Linked DNA regions of Homo sapiens: region 2 is linked to region 1. A link is an interaction called in ENCODE POLR2A ChIA-PET data of the cell type or tissue named here. Cell type or tissue: PC-9. All regions are shown on one strand. Each heading gives the region's core, and the rest is flanking DNA. Links, peaks and the distances in the headings are about the cores only. Region 1 overlaps FERMT2 (FERM domain containing kindlin 2). Region 2 has its middle 110 kb from the start of DDHD1-DT.

Region 1 (8,568 bases), core at 128-8,127:
CTTTTAAAATGGTTTCAGCAAGAGATTAAATAAGAAGGGGTTTATGGTTAAATACTACATAAATAAAATGAAAACAAAGCAATCAGAATACTGAAAATCACAGTTGAAATTTATATTTTAAGTTTACATGGTATTTGAAGGATAACTGTAGATTACATTTTATTGAGCTCTTAGTATAGTCATTCTACTAATTATCAAGAATTGTTAATCCTTTAAATACCATATTTAGTCAATACATTAGCCCCCAAAACAAGTAAACTAAAGCTAAGTGAGACTAAATAATCAGAAGTTAAAATAACTTGCCCAAGGTCATATGTAACCAATAAGTTGGCCACATCTTAGAGTAAGTTCTTAGTCGCTAACAAAGTTCACTTAGTTTTTTTTTGAGACACAGTCTCACTCTGTCAACCAGGCTGGAGTACAGTGGTGCGATCTCGGCTCAGTGCAACCTCCACCTCCCAGGTTCAAGTGATTCTCCTGCCTCAGCCTCCCAAGTAACTGAGACCATAGGCATGAACCACCACACCCAGCTAATTTTTGTATTTTTAGTAGAGTCAGGGTTTCGCCATGTTGGCTGGGCTGGTCTCCAACTCTGGCCTCAAGTGATCTGCCCATCTTGGCCTCCCTAAGTGCTGTAAAATTCACCTTTTAAAGAAGGTATTTGTCTAACCAGAATATTGAATTTATGGAAACACTCCCTATCTTAGCATAGTGAGTCTATAATTTTGTATATGTGGAAGCATAAAATCTGCTTCTAGATGATCTTCATACTTTAATTCTTTATAGTATTACTAATAATGATGCAAAGTAGCACAATAAACTTAAAATCAATTCCTAATATGGTAAAGAGTATGTCAGACCTATTTGGCTTCTGGCTGGGTGTGGTGGCTCACGTCTGTAATCCCAGCATTTTGGGAGGCAGAGGTGGGTGGATCACTTGAGGTTAGGAATTCAAGACCAGCCTGGCCAACATGGTGAAATCCCATCTCTACTAAAAAAAAAAAAAAAAAAAAAAATACAACAAATAGCAGGGCATGGTGGTGCGTGCCTGTAATCCCAGCTACTCAGGAGGCTGGGGCACTAGAATCGCTTGAACCTGGGAGGTGAAGGTTGCAGTGAGCTGACAGCACATCACTGCACTCCAGCCTGGGCGACAGAGTGAGACTACGGTCTCAAAAAAAAAAAAAAAAACAAAGAACTATTTGGCTTCCTTTTAAAAGGCACATTCTCAATCTTTTATAATACTGGTATTTATCTGGCTCAGCACAGGGAGAAAATCTACAAACACTAAAATAGCTGGAACTGTAATTATCATCATAGCTACATTTACAAAAACTATTCTAAACACTTCATGTGTATTAACTAACATAATCCTTATAATAATCCAAAGATACTGTTATTATCCCCATTTTCCAGATGAGGAACCAGAGGCACAGACAGGTCACACAGCCCAAGGTCATACAGCTAGTATATGGTCAAGTCAGGATTCTGACGTGGGTGGGCTGCCTCTCAGTCTATGCTCCATACCAAGGGCATTCCATCTTGGCAACAGAAATCATTGCCACCTTGCATAAGACTTTTAACATTGATACAGGAATCATCTGCTTTTTTCAAGTTATTTTTAATTTCAAAGGTTATAAAATTCTTAGATCTGAACCCAGGAACTACATTAAGGAACATTAAGCTGGGAAGCACTTACCCAGTAGACAACTTCATCTACAATCAATAATGCTAGCACTTTATTGGTGTTTTATTCATAACCCTGAGTATTCCATTAAGAAAAAGATATCAAAAACATCATTACACTGATGCTTTGAAATTATAATTGATTTTTTAAATACCTAATGTATTTTTTAGTTACAACATGATGTAAAAATAAGACAGTTAAATATCTGAGAAAAGACTCCCTTCCGATTCTAAAGTAGATGTCACCTTCTCTGGGCTGGAGGTTATCAGCCCAATAACCTTGATATGTGTAGAAAGGTCACCCCAAGGATGCACTGACACTGGCTGGTCCTTATGTATCTAAATGACAGATAATTAAGTCTGAAACCTGAAACCTGAATCATGGAAGGAAATCAAAACGTAAACCTCAAATTTTAATCATTTACTGCTTATCTCTTTTTCTCATATACACGAATTCACTTCCAAGCAGCATTAATGAAGTTGAGAGAAAATACCATAAGACATCATTTTCAATTAACTTTCAAAATGTTTTACTATGTAACTCTAGGTGAGTTACTATGAACAATTAATTATTCATAATATTCTCAAAGAAGGGAAATAGATCAGGATTTGTATACTGACCCTTTAATCCACAAGAGTATGGCTGTAGATATATTTAAAGACATTCAGATATCTTCAGATACTGTTTATGTATCTTCTACTTTAGAGTTACCACATTTGAAGAACTATTTTCAAAGAATCCTAATACATTACACATTCCAAAGAGACAGGAACAAACTTAAATGATAGTTTATTCTGTGTTATCTATACTGAGATTCTAGAAATTGAAAAACTGACTTAGCCAGTAGGTTAGTCATTATGGAAATGCAAATTAAAATCACAATGAGATAGTACTACTTACTTATTAGAATGGCTAAAATTAAAACAAACGACACTAAATTCTGACAGTAACAAGGGTAGGGTAGACCTGACAGCAACTGGAACTCTCATACAATACTGACAGGAAAGTAAAGTGACGTGGCCACTATGAAAAAGTTTGGCAGTTTCTTCTAACTTCAAGCATATACTTACTATACCACCCAGCAATCCCACACCTAGGTAGTTACCCCAGAAAAATGAAAATATGCATTCACACGGATGTTTACAGCAGCCTTATTCATCATCTCCTAAAACTGGGAGTAACCCAAATGCCCTTCAATTGCTAAATGGACAAACTGTGAAATAATCCATTCAATGGACTACTACTCAGTGATAAAAAACTATTGATACAAACACATGAACGAAGCTAACATGTATTATGCTAAGTGAAAGAAACCAGATTCAAAGAGCTAGAACTGAATGGTTCCATTTGCAGGCCATTCTAGAAAAGGCAAATTATCACTGGTTTTTAGGATCTGGGTTTGAGGCGATGAGACGGTTACAAAGGAAACTTTTGGGAGTACTGTAAAAGTTTTCTATCTTGACTGTGGTAGTTTTACATGTCAAAACTCAGAATATTATACTAAGAAGGATAAATTTTACTATATGTCAATCAGACCTCAATGAGCCTGACACTAAGAAAAAAAATTAACAGGAAAAACAATTATATAGTAATTATGCAACTAATTTGTTAAAGAATGAATTATAACGAATATGAATTTGTAACCACAAACCCAAGTGCAGAAGTCACACTTCTTAATTACAAAATAAAAGAATTATTTAAAAATACACTTTCAGATGTATTTGTTTACTTCTCACTGGGCATATATACCAATTTTAAATGTTCCATGGCATAAGCATTAATTTGTCAGTAAAATAATTATTTAAATAGGAATACTGCATACATTAGCTTTTTTCTGAAACTACTTTCATTAGTTTCTAAATAGGCCCAATGTTTTCATGTGCCTTTGCTATAAATGAACTAAAAACACTGCTCTTATAGAATATATTAAGTAGAGAATTAATTTACTACTGATGCTTTCATGGTTTTAGATTTTTCAAATACCTGGAATACCATCATCCACTTATTGGTCCCCTGCATTTCAGAAATCTTATTAAAATGGTACTTAAATAGCTCTCTTACACTGCAGAGGCAGGTGTGTGTTTGGAAGTTGGCGGGAAAGTAAAATGACAGCTATTTTTTCTTGTTGTTTAGAGGGTGGGAACAGAAAGCAATCCTAAACTAAGCTTTTTTTGAGGAGTGCAATTCCCCACCAGTAAAGCTGGAACTTATTAAATATACTAGATTATATTTTAACCTACTTTTCCTTTTTTTCCTTCCTACTTTCATATACTCAGAGACTCAATGCCACAGAGAAGTATCCACTCTCATTTGCATAACACAAATAGTTTATATAAAGTATATATACATGTAGTATCAATATATATGTATTATCTCATTTAATTCTCACCAAAACCTGTGAGAAAATGTTTTTCTTTTTCTTTTTTTTTTTTTTGAGATGGAGTCTTGCTCTGTCACCCAGGCTGGAGTGCAGTGGCGCGATCCCGGCTCACTGCAAGCTCCCCCTTCTGGGTTCACACCATTCTCCAGCCTCAGCCTCCCGAGTAGCTGCAACTACAGGCGCCCACCACCACGCCCAGCTAATTTTTTGTATTTTCAGTAGAGACGGGGTTTCATCGTGTTAGCCAGGATGGTCTTGATCTCCTGACCTCGTGAGCCACCTGCCTCGGCCTCCCAAAGTGCTAGGATTACAGGCGTGAGCCACCCCGCCCGCCCCAAGAAAATTTTTTTCAATTTCTATTTTATAGAAGTCAAAACCCACTCAGGTTGGATTCATTGTCCAAAGGTCATACTAACCAGTAAAGTAGCAGACAGAGCCAGAAGTTGAATCCAGATCTTCTGACACACTAGGCAACCTGTTATTTCTTAATAATCTGTGCCTCCATCAGCACCTACTACAGTCTGAGAACAGCTGACATTATGGGAAACCTACATCCAATGATGTCTAAAACTATTATTAACAGCTTATTTAATAGTAAGCTAAGAAGTAAACTAAATTTTAAAAATAAAGTATGTGAAAAAGAACCTATAAAAATATCACTCTTGGCCAGGCGTGGTGGCTGATGCCTGTAATCCCAGCACCTTGGGAGGCCGAGGTGGGCGGATCGCCTAAGGTCAGGAGTTCAAGACCAGCCTCGCCAACATGGTGAAATCCCATCTCTATTAAAAATACAAAAATTAGCGTGGTGGCGGGTGCCTGTAATCCCAGCTACTTGGGAGGCTGAGGCAGGAGAATCACTTGAACTTGGGAGGCGGAGGTTGCAGTGGACTGAAATCGTGCCACTGCACTCCAGCCTGGGTGACAAGAGCAAAACTCTGTCTCAAAAGAAAAAAAAATCACTCTGAAGTGAAATTTGCACTGATACTAAGAACCTTATTTTAAAAAGGTTAAACAATGTCTTAAAAGACCAAGGCTGAGGAACTGTTCTACAGGGTGGCCATAAAGTTTACAAACAGATACTATCATTTTACATGTATCTTAATGTAATGTCAATAAGCCATTTATTATATAATCTCCTGTAGCTCCACACTTGGTGGCTGTTCTGTATATCAAAGGAGATTAAGAGGCCCTTTCAACTAAATGCGAAATGAGATTCTGGATGGGAAAAAAACAAAGGCCATTATTGGGACAACTGGCAAATTTTGAAAATGGATGCATATTAGATGACAGAAGTGAATCAATGTTGAATTTCCTGAATGTGATCACTATACTGTAATTATGCAAGAGAAGTTTCTTGTTCTTAGGTGATACATATTTAAATATTTAGGAATCAAAGGTTATGAGTAAGTCTGAAACTTCATCCAACTGCTCCCCAACATGTGTATGTTTGTGTGTATAGAAAATTCAAATGGCAAAATACTAACTGGTGTCTAGATGAAGATTACGCAGTGTTCACTCAATTACTCTTGAACTTAGATGTTTGAAACTTTTAAAAATTAAGAGCCAAAGATAACAGGTAAAATTTTACATATTTTCTTTCCATTCTCTTCAATAGCGAGCGATTAGACATTTCCAACAAGGCCTTTTATAAGTAATTGAATAAACATATTTTTAGCATCTCTATAAATAAGTTAACTCTAGTTGGAAACAAACAGTTTTTTACTTTAAAAAACTGGGTATAAAACATAGCAGCAAAACAAAAACAAAAGGCAGCAAATAGCACATACTCTAAGGAATAGCTCATACTTTATTAGCTGTCACAGGATTACAGTAAAACTTGAGTACTGTCCTCCACTTTTAAAGAACTTAAAATTTGCTAAGAAACTGATACAATTTAATTCACTTCCTATGGATCATGAACAGTGTTTTAAACACTGAGTAAACTTACTATCAGATTTAACCAAAACTTAATTCACTTTAATAAGATTTTAACATTGTTTCCTACTCCACCCCCAAGATTTAAAAAAATTTCTTATAATGTTAATGTATTTCACTATGAATGCAATGAGGATGCATCATGTAGGCATTAATTTCCATGAATTCAGTTGTGAGCCCTCAAGGGGAAAAACTAAGGATTTCAACTGCATAGGCACCATTCCACCAAATAAGCACACACCTTCCCCAGGGAGCACTAAGCCAGGGTATAAGGGAGCTGTCCAGTTACGTATGCCTCTTTCCCAGTGTGCATCTTGCCAAGCTCTAATCCTAGTGTTTAAAGTATTTTTTTGTGTAACGAAGCCCCTCATGTAAGCCAGTTTCTTCATCTGGTGCTCAATTAATGAAACTTATTTTTGGAGTTCCTAGAGGAAAAACTAGCTATTTTCCACTTCTGTGAGATGCAATGAACGTATACCATACTTAATGATCACGTTAAGGGATTTTTAGTGGTAACTTTATTAAAATCTATTTCTTTTTTTGGTCACATGTGCTAAGTTCACAATCTAACTTGATCCTAACATGCAACTCCAACATAAATGAACTTTTTTCATTATTATATGGCAAGAACATGACACACTTTTAAAGCAAGGACTTCTTTCTAAAGGCCACGTTCAGAAATATAATCCTCAGATTTTCTTTTTCTTTTTTTTTTGGAGACAGAGTCTTGCTCTGTTGCCCAGGAATGGAGTGCTGGGGTGTAATCACAGCTCACTGCAGCTGCAAACTCCCAGCTTCAGGCAATCCTCCTGTCTCAGCCTCCCGAGTAGCTGGGACTACAGGTGCGTGCCATCACGCCTGGCTAATTTTTGTATTTTCTGTTTTTCTGTAGAAACGGGATTTCACCATGTTGCCCGGCTGGTCTCAAACTCCTAGCTCAAGCAAACAACTTCTGAGCCTCGGCCTCCCAAAGTGCTAGGATTACAGGCGTAAGTTACCGCACCCAGCCAATCCTCAATTGTTCTATGTTTTTTTGTTGTTGTTTTTTTTTTGTGGGTTGGGGGCGGGGGGACGGAATCTCGCTCATCACCCAGGCTGGAGTGCAGTGGTGTGATCTCAGCTCATTGCAACATCCGCCTCCCAGGTTCAAGCGATTCTCCTGGCTCAGCCTGAGTAGCTGGGATTACAGGCGCCCGCTACCATGCCTGGCTAATTTTTTTTTTGTAATTTTGGTAGAGACGGGGATTTCACCATGTTGGCCAGGCTGGTCTAGAACTCCTGACCTCAGGTGATCCACCTGCCTCAGACTCCCAAGGTGCTAGTATTACAGGCGTGAGCCACCACTCCCGGCCTAATCCTCAATCTTTCTAAAGCAACTTCATATGTTTCTTTTTAGTTACTCCTGAGTCTTCCAATTTGCATTTTTTTCCCTTGTAGATTGTGTGACTTGATCTAACCCAACTTCTACATTCTCTCTACTCATAGAATCAGAGCTAGAGGAAACTTAGAGATCACCTATTTTTTCCTCTCTGCTCACAGAGCTGGCTGGAGATTTCCATTCAGTGAGCTCCAGATTATAATAAATTCCTTATTCTCCGTTTAAAATGAATTTTTATAGAAAGGTGGAAATTTAATTGTACACATAAGTTTTAAAAAGACATTTTAAAAAGTGATACTAAAACTCAGTGAACAGATCCACTTGGTATTTAGCGTCTGCCAGGCTGGAGTGCAGTGGCACTATCTCGGCTCATTGCAACCTCCGCCTCCTGGGTTCGAGCGATTCTCCTGTCTCAGCCTCCCGAGTAGCTGGGACTACAGGTGCCCATCACCATACCCGGCTAATTTTTGCATTTTTAGTAGAGGCGGGGTTTCACCATATTGGCCAGGCTGGTCTCGAGCTCCTAACCTTCTGATCTGCCCGCCTTGGCCTCCCAAAGTGCTGGGATTAGAGGCATGAGCCACCGTGCCCAGCCAAGGATTTAATACTTCTCAATGACCTCCAGAGGAATCCCATAAAATTGGGCCTCTTCTTGACAAAATTTATTTTTGAAGACAATTTTATTTTGATGTCTTGTTTTTATAATCCTTATCCCTGATATTTCATATTTAAAATTTTTCTTTTAAAAAACACTATACACGTTTGAAATTTGTCTTTGATTAAAAAAAAAAAAACAGGCATGGCAGCTCACATCTGTAATCCCAACACTTTGGGAGGCCAAGGTGGAAGGACTGCTTGAGGCCAGGAGTTCAAGACCAGCCTGGGCAACAAAGCAAGACCCATCTCTACGAAAAATTTTAAAAGTCAGCAAGATGTGGTGGTGCGTGCCTGTAGTTCCAGCTACTCAGGAAGCTAAGGCAAGAGGATTACTTGAGCCCAGAAGTTTGAGGATGCAAAGAGCCATGAACACACACTCACTCCAGCCTGGGTGACAGTGCAAGACCTTGCCTCAAACCAAACCAAACAGTACTAAATTTTCACAATTCTTTTTTTTTTTGAGGCGGAGTCTTGCTCTGTCGCTTAGGCTGGGTGGTGTGATTTTGGCTCACTGCAACCTCCGCCTCCCAG
Region 2 (8,568 bases), core at 487-8,486, 320 kb after region 1:
CACCATTTCAGTCAAAGCCTTGGTAAAATAACCAGTTTCTCCAATTGTGTCCTGTTACAAATGAAAATGGCTTCTTATTGCACTTATGCAAATAGCTATATTGTCATAAGTTAAGAATACTCACAAATAGTTTCCAAATTCTGGAGAAATCAGGTAGAGAGAAACAAATGTACTCCAAATTTTGTTCATAGGAGTATTCTTTACTCAACTGTTAAAAGCTGTAAATAGCTTATATGTTTTCTTGACTCTGAAAAACAAAACAAAGGATCAGCAATGTTTTAAGCAAAATGTTAAAAAGATTGATTTAGTCTTCTGTTAGTTCAGTTCACACAGTTAACTCCTGTTCTGCTTGATATTCATGAACATTTCAGCTCTTCATGAGAGTCCTGAAAGTTTTTTCTTCTATTCTAATGTCACAATCTTCAAAGTTATCAGAATCCTGCATTTAAAAACACGTGTTAGAGTTCTATAGCTGATTATAAAACCACCTTCTAAGGAGGATCAAAACAAGACAATTGTCCATAGATGACAAAAGGTTTTAGGGAAGCCATAGTCAAAGATACAATTGACAAGGAAATTTGTTACCTCTGTGGCACACAATAATTTAACATAACAATTATAATTATTACTGATAATGTACACTAAGTCTTATCAGAACTTTAGGAGTTTCCCATGATTTTGGAACACATACCAATAACATATTTATACAAATACAGACTAAAGAAGACCAAACACCATTTCATATTTGACAATGTTTCCTGTATAATTTTTACACCAAATAAGCCAAATTATGTCATTTTTTGACTTTAGGGACCCTAATATCTTTTTTTTTTTGAGATGGAGTTTCACTCTGTCACCCAGGCTGGAGTGCATTGGCATGATCTCGGCTCACCACAACCTCTCCCTCCTGGGTTCAAGTGATTCTCCTGCCTCAGCCTCCTGAGTAGCTGGGATTACAGGCACATGCCACCATACCAGGCTAATTTTTGTATTTTTAGTAGAGATGGGGTTTCACCATGTTGGCCAGGCGGTCTCAAACTCCCGACCTCAGGTAATCTGGCACCCTCAGCCTCCCAAAGTGCTGTGATTACAGGTATGAGCCACTGCACCTGGCCAGAAACCTAATATCTTAAAGGGTTAATTAGATCAGAAAAAGACATAATTTATAATTTGATTTTGGAAAGTTTGTCAAATATAAAAGGTTTAAAACACTTGATATCACAGGTCATTGCAAAATAAGTCATTCATTTGACTAAAGTGATAACTCAAAGATTAAAAAAAAAAGGTGAAAACCTTCCTTCTTTGATAGAGGAGTCTTAATTTTCCAAACAATAAGTCCTAATAAAAACAGCATGAAGCCAATTAAATTTGTTTTTCAAAATTTTATAAACAATCTGTAAAATTTTAATCTTAATGATAAGATATAACTTCCGTAAGACCCTTTCATAACCTTTATAATCTTTATTTAGGAGTCAGTTAATACTTCAAGAAAACCTTGTTAATCTGACACAGGGGCCTATATGTAGGTCTTGCATCAATGGTCTTGACATTAATGATTAATTTATAGAGAAGCTGAACTTATTTTATCTTTCAAAATTGGCCCTTAGAATCTTACATGTCCACCTCTTCTGTGATAGTCCCTGGACCTTGAGGGGTTGAATAGCTTTAATTTCTATTCAACCCCCTGAATAGAGTGTTTGAGGAAGGCAGTTTATTTTGATTGGCATCTGCTACCAGGCCTGAAGATGGGGCTTTAATTGCCATCAGTGTTTAAAACTTAGAAGGACGTGGTGTCCTTTTTAGACCTGCAGTCAAAGCCCTGTAACTAAATGTCACAAATACTTTAAAAGTGCATACAGAAAGATACATGGATGTAGTAACCTTAAATAAAAAAAATTTGTAATCTGTTTTTTTCCTAAGCAAACCAAAACTTAATAATAGTGTGACAACTTTATCATATAAAAGTTTTCTAAAAAGTAAATCCTCTTATTGTGACTTACATAGACTGTTCATGACATGCTTGCAGTTTCTGGTTTGTGCTGAACATCCCTCCTTCTTAAACAACCAGTCATGTTACTCTAGGACTCAATTTACTATACAAGATTCTTTCTCATATGAAATGATTTCTCTTCAAGCTTTCTTACCAAAAAAACACCAAAACTCTTTATTTTTATAAGTTTCTTTACATATCTTTTATTTTCTGGTTCCTTTTACCTTGTTTCATACATGACCTTTAAATAAGCTTTGAACTAGACAAAAATTGTCCACCTTTTTTTTAAAAGGACACACCTTTTTTATTTTTAGAAAGAATGTTTTCCTACAAATATGTTTTTATTTGACAATATCCAAATAATGAAATATCTATTATTTAACTTAATATAACTTTAGAATCTAAATTATGATGAGTTGTCTACAAGTTTTTATCCTGCTACATTACCTAATTATTTTATTTTAATTGTTTACTTAGATTATAAAAACTGTGAATGCCATTATTTAAAGTTATGGAACTGCCATTGCAAAATTATAACTGAGACAGTGAAAAAGATTTGGCCTAACTGACTTCATCTTGCTTCTAACCTCCAGGCTGTCCTTGTTCATTCCTGGGCATAGGCTGAACTAACTTTGGGAGGAACTTAGTTTATAGTTTAGCTTTGAAACGAAGATGATAAACAGTCCTTTCCTAGAACAAATCTTACTGCCTGTGGACTAGACTGCCTAAAGCCACAAGATTAGAAGTTATGGTAATTTTACTAAATTCAAGATGTAGCTATTTTTATTAAACCAATATCAATATCTTATTTATTAAAAATTATACAAGCAAAGGTCATTCTGTCTTGGGCTGCATTTAGAGTTTTGTAACCTCTGTACCAAATTTTGACACCTTATGGTATTTGGCAGGGATAAATATGAAATTGCTTGATTAATAATTGTACATGAAAATGTATGCTGGCAATTTTTAAGATATTTCTAATATTTACTTTACCAATAATTTTAAAGCTACATTATTTATTAAGATTTTACTTAAGTTATGTAAACTTGAAAAAGCATTCGACTAATCTTTTCTTGTTTCCAGATAAAGTGTTTCAAATACTTTATTTTCTTAAGCCAATTAATCAGAACTCCTTTATATATTTTCAGTAGTGAAACATTGTGTACACAACACATAAATACATAGATGTATTAGGCTTGCTGATAGAAGTACATCTTATAGATTTATTTATTTATTTATTTGAGATGGAGTCTCACTCTGTTTCCCAGGCTGGAGTGCAGTAGCATGATCTGTACTCACTGCAACCTCTACCTCCTGGTTCAAGTGATTCTCTTGCCGCAGCCTCCTGAGTAGCTGGGATTACAGGCACGTGCCACCATGCCTGGCTAATTTTTGTATTTTTAGTAGAGACTGGGTTTCATCGTGTTGGCCAGGCTGGTCTCAAACTCCTGACCTCAGGCTCAGGTAATCTGCCTGCTTTGGCCTCCCGAAGTGCTGGGATTATAGGCATGGAGCCACCGCTCCCAGCCAGATTTATAAAAACCTTTTTTTTTTTTTTCCCGTCTTAGATTTTCAGATTCTTGAAAACCTATTTCACAATCCTGGGCAGTTGTCAGCTAAACAGCCTTATATTTGCATGTTAAAGGAAACAACTCAGGTGAAAATCAAATAGTAAAATTTACATCATAAGGTACAGAGAGAAAAAGTCTGGTGGTGCTAGAAGGAGACTAAAGATGGATGCCAAACCAAACATAAAATTATAGAAATCTATGATAGGATTGTATAAGGAGTCCAATTTTATTTAGATAGAAACTATCTACCTTTTAATTAGGTATCTGAGCTCTGGGCAGAGCCCACATTGAATCCTGGGTCTCCAAAAAGGGAGAATTATTATGAGATTAGACCACATGATGCTTTTACAGTGCACTTAAAAAATTTTTTTAAAAACAAGACATTTCTAAGTGTCTAAACCACATTCTTCCTTAAAAAGCCAAGGATAACCTCTGTTGCAATAAGTATTTTAGTCAAAAAATATATGTACACAAACAGGTAACACAATACAAAAGTAAGCAGTTTAAGAGCTGAGAGAAACTTGACTGTTCACATTCTTGGGGTGCCATAAGGAAAAACAGGTTTCTCCCCCAAAGGGAGTCTATCATCTTCTTCATTTTCTTTAAGGAACCCAAGGCTATTATAAACTATTTTAGGTCCCACATGCAGCAGAGGGTACAAGAGAAAGGAGAGACATAATTTAGTCAACAAAGAAGAAATAAACTTTTGCTCAAAAAAAGAGACAAAGTCCTAGGAGAAAAGCAAAAGCAAAAACATGAAAGCCTTTTAAATACAAACACACACATATGCACACATACACACACACATCTTGGATGTTAGCTTTTAATTAAGCTGACTTTTAACCATTGAGCTCCTTTAAAAAATCTTTTTAAATCTCTTTACCCTATTTCAGCTAGGACAAATTGCTATTATTTCAGAAGTATAGCCATTGCTCTTTCAGTTTGGCCTGGCTAGCAAAAAGGTGGTCTTGTTATGTAAATAAAGCCCCTTAGTAGTCAAAATCAAAAATCTTTTTGTTGGGAGCCAAAAAGGCCAAAGGGATCATGACCAACTCAGCATTCCACTGGAGGCTATATGATCAAATAACAAACTGTTTATCATGAATGCAGGATGTGAGCGAACTCACACTGTGCCTGCCACCAAAAGGTTTGCTGAGGGCCATCACTCCCTGGCCCCGGGCTCCTTGAAGTTATCTACTGAGAAATCTAGCGCTTATTGTTCAAAGGATGCAGTCTCACAAGCCTGCTGTGAACCAAAAGCCTGACTGACAATTATCCGACAATCACCAACCCCCTTCTCGCTCTTTTGTCTAATAAATATGGAGGGCTGTGTAAAGCTCAGGGCCCTTGTCCACTAGAGGCAAGGTGCCCCCGACCCCTTCTTCTAAATATACTCTTTTGTCTTTGTCTTTTATTCCCACGTTCGCCCCCTTTGTTCAGTCCACCACTTTATTCAGTCCACCAGTGGCAGGCCACTAGTGGTGCCCTGAACAGAGACAGAATTGGGTGTTCTACATCTTTTTTCTTGTTTTTTTTTTTTTTTTTTTTTCCTTTTGCTGGCCATTTTTCTTCCTCCTCCCCACCACCTTGTGTGTGTGTGTGTTGGCAGAGGGGTGGGGTTGGGGGGAATTTAGCCACTTCAGAGGTCTTGTTCCCCATAATTTGGAACTCCCTTCAGATTTGATGAAGTTGGATAGAGTTGATCAAACCCAATGGGAAAAAAGACTGAAACAACAACAAAAACAGAAACAAATGACAACAACAACAAAACCAGTTAAGCAAAACAAATGATTGCACAACTTACATGATTACTGAGTGCTGTAATGGTAAGGAGAACTTAAGACCAGCTGGTTGTTAACTTTAGCAAAGACAAAACCCCAATTCAGGTACTTACCTAGGGATGTGTCTCATGCTGGAGACGGCTCTCTATCATCCTAGAAGCAGGAAACAAAACTCATCTTCCCTGTTGAAAATGAGCTCAAACTCCGTAAAGGAGTTTTCTGCCTTCCATCATTATGGAAGCAGGAAAACTTGCCTTCCTTGTTGGAAGCAAGTAAAACCCCCCAAAAAAGGGAGTTGTACAGCAAAATAAACTTTAGATCATGACCAAATTTGGGAGACCAGGATACTCTGGGGGGGTGCTCCCAGACCTCAGCAAATTGTAATATTGGTTTGAGCCATAAAGATAGCTCATGCTGGTACCAAGCACCAATAGAAGATTTCTCAAAGGTCAGGAGGGGCACCTCCACTCAATTTCTCCGTGGTTACCAAAATGAGAATCCCCAAAATTTGAGACCAGTCTTAGTTAATTTAGAAAGCTTATTTTGCCAAGATTGAAGATGTGCGCCCATGACACAGCCTCAGGAGGGCCTGACAACATGGGCCCAAGGTGGTCAGAGCACAGTTTTGTTTTATACATTGTAGGGAGACATGAGACATCAATCAACATATGTAAGACGAACATTGGTTCAGTCTAGAAAAGTGGGACAACTGGAAGTGGGGAGAGGGCTTCCAGGTCTTAGGTAGATAAGAGACAAATGGTTGCATTCTTTTGAGTTTCTGATTAGCCTCTCCAAAGGAGACAATCAGATATGCAATTATCTCAGTGAGCAGAGGGGTGACTTTGAATAGAATGGGAGTCAGTTTTGCTGTAATCAGTTCTCAGCTTGACTTTTACCTTTAGCTTAGTGATTTTGGGGACCCAAGATATTTTACTTTCACACTATTTAGCCATGAGCATGGGATGTGTTTCCATTTGTTTGTGTCTTCTCTGATTTCTTTGAGCAGTGTTTTGCAAGTCTCATTGTAGAGATCTTTCACCTCCCTGGTCACCTGGATTCCTAGGTATTTTATTCTTTTTGTGGCAATTGTGAACAGGATTGCCTTTCTAATTTGGCTCTTGGCTTGGCTATTGTTGGTATGTAGGAATGTTAGTAAATTTTGTACATTGATTTTGTATCCTGAAACTTTATTGAAGTTGTTTATCAGCTGAAGGAGCTTTTGGGCTGTGACTATGGGGTTTTCTAGATATATAATCATGTTGTCTACAAACAGATAGTTTGATTTCCTTTCTTCCTATTTGGATGGGCTTTATTTCTCTTGCATGACTGCTCTGGCTAAAACTTTCAATACTATGTTGAATATAAGAGAGAACATCCTTGTGCTGGTTCTCAAGGGCAATGCTTGTAGCTTTTGCTCATTTAGTATAATGTTGGCTGTGGGTTTGTCATAGATGGCTCTGATTATTTTGAGGAACGTTGCTTCAATATCTAGTTTATTGAGAGTTTTCAACATGAGGGCATACTAAATTTTATTGAAAGCCTTTTCTGCATCTTTTGAGATAATGATGTGGAAAATGTCTTTAGTTTTGTTTATGTGATAAATCACACTTACTGATTTGCCTATCTTGAACCAACCTTAAATCCCAGGGATGAAGCCTTCTTGATCATGGTGGATTATCTTTTTAATGTGCTGCTGGATTCTGTTTGTAAATATTTTGTTGAGGAGTTTTGTATCAATATTCATCAAGGTTATTGGCCTGAAGTTTTCTTTTTTTGTGTGTTTCTTCCAGGTTTTGATATCAGCATGATGCTGGCCTCATAGAATGAGTTGGGGAAGAGTCCTTTCTCCTCAATTTTTTTGGAATAGTTTCTGTGGGTGTGGTACCAGCTCCTGTTTGTATATCTGGTAGAATTCAGCTTTGAATCCATCAGGTCCTGAGCTTTTTTTGGTTAGTGGGCTATTTATTACTGATTCAACTTTGGAGCTCATTATTGGTCTGTTTAGGAAATCAGTTTCTTCCTGGTTTAGTCTGAGGAGGATGTATATGGTTTTTTAGTTGGTGTGCATAGAGGTGTTCTTAGTAGTTTCTGATGGTTATTTTTATGTCTTTGGGGTCAGTGGTAACTTTCCTTTGTCACTTCTAAGAGTGTTTATTTGGATCTTCTCTCTTTTTTTCTTTTATAGTCTAGCTACTGGCCTATCCATTTTATTAATTTTTTCAAAGAACCAATTCCTGGATTCATTAATCTTTTGAATTCTTTTTGTGTCTCTGTTTCTCTCAATTTAGCTCTGATTTTGGTTATTTCTTGTGTTTTGCTAGCCTTGGGGTTGATTCTTGAACGAATTCTTTCAGTTGTGATGTTAGGCTGTTAATTTGATATTTTTCTAACTTTTCGATGTAGGCATTTGGTGCTGTGAATTTCCCTCTTAACACTGCCTTAGCTGTGTCTCAGATATTCTGGTATGTTGTATCTTAGTTCTCTTTAGTTTCAAATAACTTCTTGATTTCTGCCTTAATTTCATTATTTACCCAGAGTCATTCAGGAGGATGTTGTTTTCATGTAATTGCATGGTTTTGAGTGATTTTCTTAGTCTTGACTTCTATTTTTATGGTTCTGTGGTCTGAGAATATGTTTGGTGTGATTTCAGTTCTTTTGCATTTGCAGGTAATTGTTTTATTTCCAGTTATGTGGTCACTTTTAGAGAATGTGCCATGTGGTGATGAGAAGAATATATATTCTGTTGTTTTGGAGTGAAGAGTTCTATAGAAGTCTATCAAACACATTTGGTCCAATGTTGAGTTCAGGTCCTGAATATTTTTGTTAATTTTCTGCCTCAGTGATCTGTCTAATACTGTCAGTGGAGTGTTGGAGTCTCCCACTACTATTGCATGGGAGTTTATGTTTCTTTGTAGGTCTCTAAGAACTTACTTTATGAATCGGTGTGCTCCTGTGTTGGGTGCATGTATATTTAGGATAGTTAGGTCTTCTTGTTGAATTGAAACCTTTACCATTATGTAATGCCCTTCTTTGTCTTTTTTGATCTATGTTGGTTTGAAGTCTGTTTTGTCTGAAATTAGGATCGCAACCCCTGCTTTGTCTATTTTCCATTTGCTCGATAGATTTTCCTCCATCCCTGTATTTTGAGCCTATGGGTGTCATTTTGTGTGAGATGGGTCTCTCGAAGACTGCATACCATTGGGTCTTGCTTTTTTATTCAGCTTGC

The links. ChIA-PET counts read pairs that join two places held together with the same protein. Peaks named below come from ENCODE experiments on the same cell type or tissue, not always from the same donor. Only the 100,000 strongest peaks of a DNase experiment are listed, where the experiment ranks them.
Region 2: POLR2A ChIA-PET joins it to region 1 with 6 read pairs; 2 of 35 experiments call an interaction of 5 or more read pairs at or near these places.

The regions. Positions count from the first base shown.
Region 1 is chr14:52,938,200-52,946,767 of GRCh38, forward strand. All of the region lies in intron 2 of FERMT2 (FERM domain containing kindlin 2), which reads right to left. Among named protein-coding and RNA genes, the nearest start is that of FERMT2, 8.6 kb to the right of the region's middle. In PC-9, for the core only: no CTCF peak of the experiment used is centred there; no DNase peak of the experiment used is centred there.
Region 2 is chr14:53,255,779-53,264,346 of GRCh38, forward strand. No RefSeq gene overlaps it. Among named protein-coding and RNA genes, the nearest start is that of DDHD1-DT, 110 kb to the left of the region's middle. RefSeq lists an enhancer at 4,468-5,029. In PC-9, for the core only: no CTCF peak of the experiment used is centred there; a DNase peak (open chromatin) is centred at 4,723; H3K27ac peaks cover 882 bases.